Linked DNA regions of Homo sapiens: region 1 is linked to region 2. A link is a contact called in ENCODE Hi-C or POLR2A ChIA-PET data. All regions are on one chromosome and are shown on one strand. The core of a region is the stretch at or near the end of the contact, and the rest is flanking DNA. Distances in the headings are between cores, read along the strand shown.

The links. A loop is a pair of places that touch in the nucleus more often than their neighbours do. ChIA-PET counts read pairs that join two places held with the same protein, here RNA polymerase II (POLR2A). Pooled maps may share reads with other maps.
Region 1: a loop to region 2 is called in a map of OCI-LY7, with 5 times the contacts of the local background. The contact joins two enhancer-like sites. A Hi-C loop is called at or near these places in 2 of 168 maps with a recorded cell type or tissue (OCI-LY7 and dorsolateral prefrontal cortex), 2 of 37 single-sample maps with no recorded cell type and 5 of 50 pooled maps. POLR2A ChIA-PET finds 5 or more read pairs at or near these places in 1 of 52 experiments (OCI-LY7).

What each region holds. Positions count from the first base shown.
Region 1 is chr11:47,108,212-47,113,192 of GRCh38, forward strand. All of the region lies in intron 3 of CSTPP1 (centriolar satellite-associated tubulin polyglutamylase complex regulator 1), which reads left to right. Among named protein-coding and RNA genes, the nearest start is that of ARFGAP2, 66 kb to the right of the region's middle. Within about 2 kb of position 1,362, at least 2 of the 41 ENCODE cell types and tissues checked have a DNase peak (open chromatin) inside an H3K27ac peak, as active enhancers do; they include OCI-LY7 and dorsolateral prefrontal cortex, where a contact is called at or near this core.
Region 2 is chr11:47,002,918-47,008,326 of GRCh38, forward strand. All of the region lies in intron 2 of CSTPP1 (centriolar satellite-associated tubulin polyglutamylase complex regulator 1), which reads left to right. LOC124902670 (a long non-coding RNA gene) reads left to right here. Exons shown (of 2, transcript XR_007062665.1): 1 at 1-5,409. Among named protein-coding and RNA genes, the nearest start is that of CSTPP1, 69 kb to the left of the region's middle. RefSeq lists a silencer at 1,883-1,962 and an enhancer at 5,183-5,409. Within about 2 kb of position 1,939, at least 14 of the 41 ENCODE cell types and tissues checked have a DNase peak (open chromatin) inside an H3K27ac peak, as active enhancers do; they include OCI-LY7 and dorsolateral prefrontal cortex, where a contact is called at or near this core.

The DNA.
Region 1 (4,981 bases), core at 112-2,611, 100 kb after region 2:
CTGAGGTTAGAACTCTAGAATCTGTCTGGCATCCTATAGCCCAAAGCACCACAGGGAGGTACACCTTGGAGCAATGGGAGCACTGTCATCCAGGAGACACTGTCCCCTCACTTTCCTCCAAAACCAGCACAGCTGTTTGCACGAGGGCTATCTGCCGTATATACAGTGAGACTAAGATATATATACACACCCTGGCGCTTCGCCTGATTTCTTCTGTGAAGTCCATCTGTTTATCCAGTTCCAGATCCCAAAAGGCAGTCACCAAAAACTAAATAGTGAGAAGGGACAGGCTTTTTTTTTTCTTTTTTGATAAACATGTTACAGTGAACAAAACAGATTTTGCAAACACATTCCATCTAGTAAATCTTACCTCACAGCTGTGTGAGAAGAGCTTGGAGGAGAGAAGGATGGGGAGCAGGAGGGTCTCAGGACTTGATTGGAGAATTAGAAAGTTCAGAAACCCACAAGGGTGGGACAGTTCAGTACTATCTACTTTTTTTTTTTTTTTTTTTTGAGATGGAGTCTCACTGCGTCGCCCAGGCTGGAGTACAGTGGCACAATCTCAGCTCACTGCAACCTCGGCCTCTTGGGTTCAAGCGATTCTCTTACCTCAGCCTCCTGAGTAACTGGGATTACAGGCGCCGGCCACCATGCCTGACTAATTTTTGTATTTTTAGTAGAGACAGGGTTTCACCATGTTGGTCAGGCTTGTCTTGAACTCCTGACCTCAAGTGATTCGCCCACCTCACCCTCCCAAAGTGCTGGGATTACAGGCGTGAGCCACCGCCCCTAGCCTATCTACTTCTTATAGGGTGATAATTGGCCTTTTCCCTTCATTCTAGCCCCTCATCCTAAACCTGGAATCTGTGATGGGCTCACCAAAAATGAAGATCTGGCTGCAGACTTTGGCTTCTTTCACTGAAAAGCTGATCTAGCCAGACTTTATCTTCAAAAGACAGGCCCTGCACTTCTGATGTTCCCTGAGCCTCTCCCACTGAGCCTACTCTCGTCCACTGTAGCCATGATGCTCTCTGGATTCAGACAATGGTGTGTTGTCCCAGAACACTGTATCTGGCCTGTCTGTGCTTCACATCTACCCCTTTGGCTAGGAAAATGAGGGACAGAGCTCACATCAGTAACTTGGATTCTGAGGACCGAGGACAAGCAGAAGAAATTGACCTTTTGCCTCAGAGGTGGCTGGATGTTTGTGTGTCTCTCTTCGATGTCAAATTGGCTCACTGAACCACTCAAGAGTTGTTTTTTAAAAATGTTCTGCTCACTCCTCATTTGCGGGTCAGATGCTTTGGATAATCCAGTGGAATTCTCTCTGCTTCACTGCTGGTTGCTGCCAGACACAGAGTGCTAAATCCTGTCAGTCGGTGACTTGAAATGATGATGTGTGAAACAGTGCTGCGATTTGGACATCCTGCACTCATTTGCATGGACTCCTTTGCCAGTTAACCACAGTAGTGAAATGGGGCAGCCTGGGGCAGCTTCCACAGCCCTTGCCTTATCTTTCCTCAGTGTCCCCACCCTCCCCCATGGCAGTATGTAGCTCCAGTAATTGGTAAGGCTTGGAATTCTGTTTCATTTAATATTATTCCCTTCCTAGGCATCATAGAGCAATTTCTTTAACATGCTAGATTGCAACATGCCAGAGACAGAGAAATAGCATTTGTGTGCAGAATGGAGAGGCGGGAAGCAAAACACTCTTGTTGCTGATTCCCATCTCCCGGTCTTTGCCCTTCCTTCTTTCCCTAGATTGCATGGCTGGCTGATTCTCATCTGGTGAGTTCTCAGCTCAAATGGTACGTTCTCAAAGATGAGCCTGGCACAGCCATCTCATGTGGTCCCACCCTCAGTCACTGTGTATCACACCACCCTGCCTGATTTATGTCATTGCTCTCCTCACTTCCTAAAAGTATTTCTTTCTTTGTTACTTTTTATTCTCTGTCTCCCCAACCACTGCCTCCACACATACACACTAGAATGTAAGTACCATGAAAATAGGGATTTTTATCTGTCTTATCCCTTGCTGTTTCCCCAGAATCTAGCACAGTCCCTGGCATACCTTTGACACTTAGTATATTGACTAAATAAGTAGCTAAGAATGTAGCAATTAAGAACTTCTAAAGCAAATATCCATGGTTACTATCAGGAAATAGTAAAGGCAGACAGACAGAGAGTTTGAGGAATGGAATGAGAAGACATGATTTCTTATACTGATTTTAATAATGGTCTTAATTACAAATTGAATACGTTAAGTCAAAGATCACAATATCGAGTCGCTCTTCATTTCTTCTGACTCAGACTAAACTGCCCCTTATTGAGTAGGTTAGGTCAGGGTCATAGAGACCAAGTACTACAAACTTCCTGGCCAAACTGGCATAATTGATGCCACAAAGTATGCCCACTTCCAGATTTCCACTGGGTGGTGCCTGGCTTTGCTTTCCTTAGGGCAGTTGCCAGAAGAAACTGGCACAATTTAAAGCAGTTTAAAGCCCAGCCTGGGTATCTTCATCTAGCCTTTATTATATTCTTGCCTGCCTCCAGTTCCCAAAAAGACTGCATTCCTGTCTGCAACTCCAGGGCCCTGAAGCCCCTTCAGTCATGAAAGCCATGGAGGTGGGTTAGCCCTGATCCACCCAGCGTGAGACAGTATGACCAAGAGAACACATCTTTTTTTTTTTTTTTTTGAGACAGAGTCTAGCTCTGCCGCCCAGGCTGGAGTGCAGTGGCGCAATCACGGCTCACTGCAAGCTCCGCCTCCCGGGTTCACGCCATTCTCCTGCCTCAGCCTCCCGAGTAGCTGGGACTACAGGCGCCCGTCACCACTCCTGGCTAATTTTTTTGTATTTTTTTAGTAGAGACGGGGTTTTACTGTGTTAGCCAGGATGGTCTCGATCTCCTGACCTCGTGATCTGTCCGCCTCGGCCTGAGAACACATCTTTAGTCCAGCAGATACATGGCACTCATCTCCTCAAGAGTCCTTCACCCAAACGAGAATTATTAGCTTCTCAGAAGTTATCCTTTGTCTTGTTGGGGCAAGATCTGTGCCTAGTGTCAAGAGAGAGATGTTAAAGATTAAAGAGCCTCCACCAGGAAAGGGAATGGTTTTGCCTGAATCTCTTAATTTGTTTTTCCCCGCTACGAGTGCATTCATGTTGCTGGGCTCCCTGGCTTACTCCCCGGTGGTTTGTAGTCATTTTCATCATGACTTTGCGGTTGCATTGATATCAGAATGAGTTTCGACTGCTGTACGTGATGCTTCCATGCTCCATTGCTTTCTCTCTTATGTTGCTAACGACTCTCCTGTTGGCTTCAGCCCTTAGCCAAGCCCACCCCACTCCACACCCCACTCCTTCCCTGTCTTTTATTGATGCTATGTTGACTTTGCATGCCTCAGTTAGTTCAGTTTTCTGAGCACCTGCAGAGAATTAACCATCTCTGCTTGCTGCTGCGGATCACCTAGGCCTTTGATCTGTTTGATTTCTGTACTTCTAAAAATGTTGAAGGACTCTCTAACCCCACCAAAGTACATAAATGGTGCTACAGTTCCTGTAGCCTGACCTCCTCCAGACTAGCTCTGCTTAGGGAACAGAAGATCTTCATGTAAATACAGATGTAGATACCATTTATTAAATGTTTTCTATGTACGATTTTACTGTTCTAAGCACTTAATGTGAATATTTCATTTAATCTTTGCTTATAGAGCTAAAAGGCCATATACATGAACTGGCCCATTATTTCTCTAACCTCATCTCTTCTTCCTTTCCCTCTTATTCTTTTGGCTCCTGCCATGTTGGTTTCCATGCTGTTCCTCTTACCCAATAGGCACACTCCCTCCTTAAGACTGTAATGGCTATTCCCTCTGCCTGGAATGCTCTTCCCTCAGATGTCTGTATCAGTTACTCCTTAACCCCTTCAAATCTTCACTTGAGTGTTACCTTCTCCATTAAACCTACCTAGACCACTCTAGAGAGAATTGAACCACCAGTACCACCTCATATTCCCTATCTCTGACTTGCTGTATTCTCTTTTTTTCCATTATATTTATCACTGAATCTCTTAATTTGCCTCAGTTAACTTTCTATATAGCTTATTTGTTTGTTTGTTTGTTTGTTTTTTGAGACTGAGTCTTGATCTGTCACCCAGGCTGGAGTCCAGTGGCACAATCTCAGCTCACTGCAGCCTCTGCCTCCTGGGTTCAAGCGATTCTCCTGCCTCAGCCTCCTGAGTAGCTGGGATTACAGGCATGCACCACCATGCCCGGCTAATTTTTGTATTTTTTGTAGAGACGGGTTTTCACCATGTTGGCCAGGCTGGTCTCAAATTCTTGACCTCAAGTGATCCGCCTGCCTTGGCCTCCCAAACTGTCAGGACTACAGGCGTGAGCTGCTGCGCCCAGCCTATTTGTTTATTTTCTTTATCATTCATTATCTGTCTTCCCCACTGCAAGATAAGCTCCATGAAGGCAAAGAGCTTGTCTATTTCTTCTCTAATGTATCCTAAGCACCTAAAAAGTAACATGTGACACATAATAGATGCTACATAATATCTATTAAGTCAGTGAACTTTGTCCCCTAAAAACCCATGCTGTAGGTTCTTCTGTTATCCCCATTTTGTTTATTTATTTATTTTTATTATATTTTAAGTTCTAGGGTACATGTGCACAATCTGCAGGTTTGGTACATAGGTGTACATGTGCCATGTTGGTTTGCTGCACCCGTCAACTCATCATTTACATTAGGCAAATCTCCTAATACTATCTCTCCCCACTCCCCCAACCCCACGACAGGACCCGGTGTGTGATGTTCCCCGCCCTGTGTCCAAGTGATCTCATTGTTCAATTCCCACCTATGAGTGAGAACATGTGGTGTTTGGTTTTCTGTCCTTGTGACAGTTTTCTGAGAATGATGGTTTCTAGCTTCATCTATGTCCCTGCAAAGGACATGAACTCATCCTTTTTTATGGCTGCATA
Region 2 (5,409 bases), core at 689-3,188:
TGATAATTCCCTGAATACTTGTCTGGCAATCAAGTACACTCACACGAGTCTTAATTAACAAGTGTTATGCCATTAGCAATGTAAAGTCAGTCATCAAAAGTTAAGAAACTAGGCCAGATTATAGGCTCACACCTATAATCCCAGCACTTTGGGAAGCCAAGGTGGGAAAATCACTTGAGGCCAGGAGTTTGAGGCCATCCTGGGCAACACAATGAGACCCCTGTCTCTACAAGAAGAATAAGAAGTTTAAAAAGCTTTACTTCACCAGCAACAGAACAATTTAAAATTTTCAGTGCTTTTAATTTCTTCCATAATTTGCTCAGAACTCTAGCAGATCAATCTGTGGTGCCATTGGCACAGGCTTGGCACTGGAGTAGGAAAGAATGACACAATTTGGCACCTTTAACCAGAAGATCTTTAATGAGCTGGCGTGGGGGTGGAGGGGACAGAGAGGAAGGAAGGACAGTTAGGATTTTGGCAGTAACACAAAGGTTCTTCTTCCCTGAGAAAAGTGAAATGAAAGTCAAATGAAGCTTCACTCTGCTTTTAGAATTTGCTAAGATGTTTGTCTGTCTCTCAGCTCCCGGCCCCCTTGCAGGTGCATCATTATAGTCAGTGACTTCTCCAAAAAACAAATTGTCTCTCAGGATCCTTCAGGAGGGGTCATATCTAACCAATTTCTTGTCTGAGGACATAATTGTGATTCCCTTCTTCAACTATCAGATGCAATGCTACCAGCACTGCAGAAACTGTCTTATCAGAAAGTGGCACAAATGTGTACATTTCTTCTAGGTCACAGTTCTAGTATTGCTGAGTTCTGGGGCTGCAACAATAGATAATACTACAATGAGAGATGTTTGGGAAAAGCATTGTTTCCTGGGTGGCCGTAGAAGCAGACTTGAAATCATCCCTTTGTCATTAAATAATATCAACAACAAATGTCTTTGTTGATGTCATTGTATTGTAATTTTCTAGGTCTAGATTATTGCTAGGGATGATAATACCTATCTTCTAGGGTTGTTATGCAAATCACATGAAATTACACATGCAAGATGTCTGGCTATATATAATTCATCTTCATTGTGTGTTGTTCTCCTTAAGCTCCACTTTTCTGGGATTTTTGTATCTCTGTGGATCTGGATAGTCTTCCTTTTCTCTCTCTTTAAATGGCATCAGAGTTGAAGATCTTGAGGACTTTTTAGTCTCTCTTTTGTTTTTTGTTGTTGTTGTTGTTACTGGTTTGTTTTTGTTTTTGTTTTTTTGTTTTTGTTTTTTTTTTTTGAGATAGTGTCTCACTCTGTCACCCAGGCTGGAGTTGTAGCACAAACATGGCTCATTGCAGCCTTAACCTGGGCTCAAGCAATCCTCCTGCCTCAGCTTCCCATGTAGCCATGACCACAGGTGCGTGCCACCATACCCAGCTAACTTTTTTTTTTCTTTTTTATAGAGACGGGTCTCATTTTATTGCTCAAACTGGTCTTGAACTCCTGGGCTCATGTTATGCTCCTGCCTCAGCCTCCCAAAATGCTAGAATTACAGGTGTGCGCCACTGTACCTGGCCTCTCTTACTTTCTATAACACTTCTTTCTTGCCCTGTATTTTGTGTACGTTTTTGGAGACTAAAACATTCAATGATTGCCTGCATGACTCTTAACCACTTCACTCATCATTTAGTTCATTCACAGAATAGCCTAAGAAAGCTTTTCTATCTTTGTTTTCTTTGCATATGCCATTTTCTCACTTCCTGTCTTTACCCCCTTTCCTCTAGATACAGAATTTTAAAACTCAAGGTGTAGTGGGAGACTTGAGTCAGTCAACTCTATCCAACTTGTGTTGTTCCCACTCTTAGCTCTAGCAGTACAGTGATGGGCTCAGGGTAATGAAAAGCAGACTTTCTCTGCTGAGGTCATTGCTCCTCATGCTGGCAGCCTGCTCCAGGAAGCTGTTTATCTATGCTTGCAGAGCCAAGCTCCAGCCTCTGAACAGTTGGAATGTATTGAGAAACCACAGAGCCCAAAGAGAGAACATTACACAGGCAGTTCCAGGCAGGGAGAGTATATTTACACCAGACAAACTGCAGCTTACATGTGTGGGGATAATTGTTCATCTGCACACTCTCATACTTTACCTTCTATGCAATCTATATACCCTCTCAAGAAGGTTTAACCAGGAGAACTTGTACTGCTATGTCCAAATTACCCTGAACATCCCCTAAAATGTCATAAGGAAAAAGAGATACTACAGAAAATTGATGTAAAAACTTTTTAAGATAGTGGTTTTTTTGTTTTTCTGAGTCAAATTTTATGTTTAGAATCTTAGACCATGTAAGCCTGATCACTAAAGCATTCAAAAACACTGTTTCTTGCATGGAAATGTTTTTCTTCATCCCTTTACAAAAATATTAAGTATTGTTATAGAGCTTCAAATGTGCTCTATATTAATAGGAATATAAGATATGGTCACTTCCCTGTAAGATGTAATCTGGTTAAAGAGGTAAAACTCATTGAATAACGAACAATTACAGAGCAATACAAGACCTTATATAATGGCATTAAGTTATATGGCCCAGTACACTGAGAATTGAGAGTAAGGAAAAATAATGGCTATTAGTTAAGTAAAATTAGTTGAGTCTTATAGAGGAGTTTGTCTTAATTTTGGAAAGGAAGGTAGAGTTTGGATAAACAAAACAGAAAGGAGACATATTTTGCAACATGAAAGCACCATAACATAGTGGTTAAGAACATGGACTTTGGAATCAGATAGGTCTATGTTAGAGGGCCTGCCACTTTCTGGTATGAGATCTTGGGCAGATTGCTTACCTCATCTATAAAATAGGGAGACTCATATATAAAATATAAAATTCCATGTTACATAATTGTTGGAATGATTAAATGAGTTAATGAAAGTAAAGTGCTTGGCATTTCACTTAAGATACAATAAGTGTTGAATTAATTAGTAGCTACTGCTACTACTGTTGTTCACTCATTCATTCAATATATATTTATTGAGTGCCTACGTCTTAGCGTTCTAGATACTAGGGATATAGCAGTGAAAAAAACAGACCAGAAATTTCAACTCTTATGGAGCTTCCATTCTGAAATTGTTTTCATTTTACCTTTTTAGAATGTGTGTGAATAATTTTGGACTTACATAAAGTTTAAAAAAATCTATATATGGAGTTCCCACATCCATTTCATACAGCTTCTACTAATGTTAACATTTCCTGTATCCATAATATAACTGCCAAAATCAAGAACTTAACATTAATTCAAAACTATTAACTAATCTATACGTCTTATTTACATTTTCACCTCATTTTTGAAGGGCAGTTTTTTTCCTGAGATAAATTCTAGGTTGGCAGCTGTTTTACCATTCCATTATCTTTTGGTTTCTACTGACTTTGTTGAGAAGTTGCTCTCAGTTTTATTCTTGCTTCTTTGAAAATAATCTTTTTTTAAATCTCTGGATGGTTTTTGGATATTTCTACTTGGTCTTTGGTTTTTGATAGTTTTAGTGTAATGTGTCTAGTTTTGCTTTTCTTTATATTTAAACTATTCGGTGTTCTTAGTGCTTCTTGAACCTATAGCTTGATATCATTTATCAGTCCTGGAAAACTCTCAATAATTAGCTCTTCAAATTTACTTCTGTTCTACTCTCTCTCTGTCTCTGTCTCTTTTTTTTTTTTGAGGCAGGATCTCTGTCTGTCACCCAGGTTGGAGTGCAGTGGTGCAGTCATGGCTCACTGCAGCCTCTACCTCCTGGGCTCAGGCAATCCTCTTGCCTCACTCAGCCTCCCAAGTGGCTGGGACCACAGTTGCACGCCACCACACTCAGCTAATTTTTTTTTTTTTTTTTTTAGAGATAGGGTCTTGCCATCTTGCCCAGACTGGTCTCAAACTCCTGGGCTCAAGTGATCCTCCTGCCTCGCCCTCCCAAAGTGCTGGGATTACAGACATGAGCCAACACGACTGGCCTCTACCCTCTCTTTACTCCTATTGGGATTCTAATTACACAAACATTAGACCTTTTCATAGTATTCTCTGTCTCTTATGCTCTTTTTTGCATTTTCTATCATTTTGTGTGGTTTTTTTTTTTTTTTTTTTTTTGAGACAGAGTCTCACTCTGTCACCCAGGCTGGAGTGCAGTAGCACTATCTTGGCTCACTGCAACCCAGGTTTGCCTCCCAGGTTCAACCCACTCTGCCTTCCTGGTTCAAGTGATTCTTCTGCCTCAGCCTCCTGAGTAGCTGGGATTACAGGCGCCCACCACCGTGGCTGGCTAATTTGTGTTTTTAGTAGAGATGGGGTTTCACCATGTTGGGCAGGCTGGTCTCAAACTCCTGACCTCAAATGATCTGCCTGCCTCGGCCTCCCAAAGTGCTGGAATTACAGTCATGAGCCACCATGCCCAGCCCATCATTTTGTAGTTTATGCTTTATTCTGGATATTTTCTTCTGATCTATTTTCCAGGTCATTAATTCTCTCTTCATTTCTGTGTAATTTACTATTAAACCCATCTACTGAGTTCTTAATTCTAATTATTGTATTTTTTTAGTTCAAGTATTTTTATTCAGTTTTTGTTTGTTTCCTTGCTAAATCTTGTCTTTCATTTGCTTGAACATAGTAAATAAAGCATGGTTATTACAAAGTCCATAATTTATTGTCTGGATACCCTGTGGGTCTGTTTCTGTTTTCTGTCCTATCCATTTTTTTTTTACTCCATTATCTTATCTTGTGTTATACTTTTTTTTTTCTCTAGTTGAGTTATGTAAATTGTGTATGAGTTATGTAAATTGAAAAACTATACAGATAATGTGAGGCCCAGAATGATGTTATCTTTCTTCGGAGGGGATTTATATTTGCTTTTGGCAGATGGCCTGGGCACTAGCAATCCTGGATTACCTCAATCCCATGAGGGTTTGAAAGGATTTGAATATAGATTTACATCTCAGGGAGGGCTGATTTTCAGTATAGCTCTGAGGAGTGCCAAAAGAGCTTTAGGGTTTACCAGAGTCCCAGCCCCCAACGTGGGTGGGTCCTGAACTCTATTTTTTTTTTCTTTTCTTTTTGAGACTGAGTCTCACTCTGTCGCCCAGGCTGGAGTGCAGTGGAATGATCTTGGCTCACTGCAACCTCTGCCTCCCGGGTTCAAGTGATTCTCCTGCCTCAGCCTCCCAAGTAGCTGGGATTACAGGCCTGCGCCACCATGCCAGGCTAATTTTTTGTTTTTAGTAGAGACGGGGTTTCACCGTGCTGGCCAGGCTGGTCTCGAACTCCTGACCTGGTGATCTGCCCGCCTTGGCCTCTCAAAGTGCTGGGATTACAGGTGTGAGCCACCGCGCCCAGCCAACTCTGATTTTTTATCTGCAAGCCCTAACAGTCATTTGAAAACTCAGGAACTTAACATTAA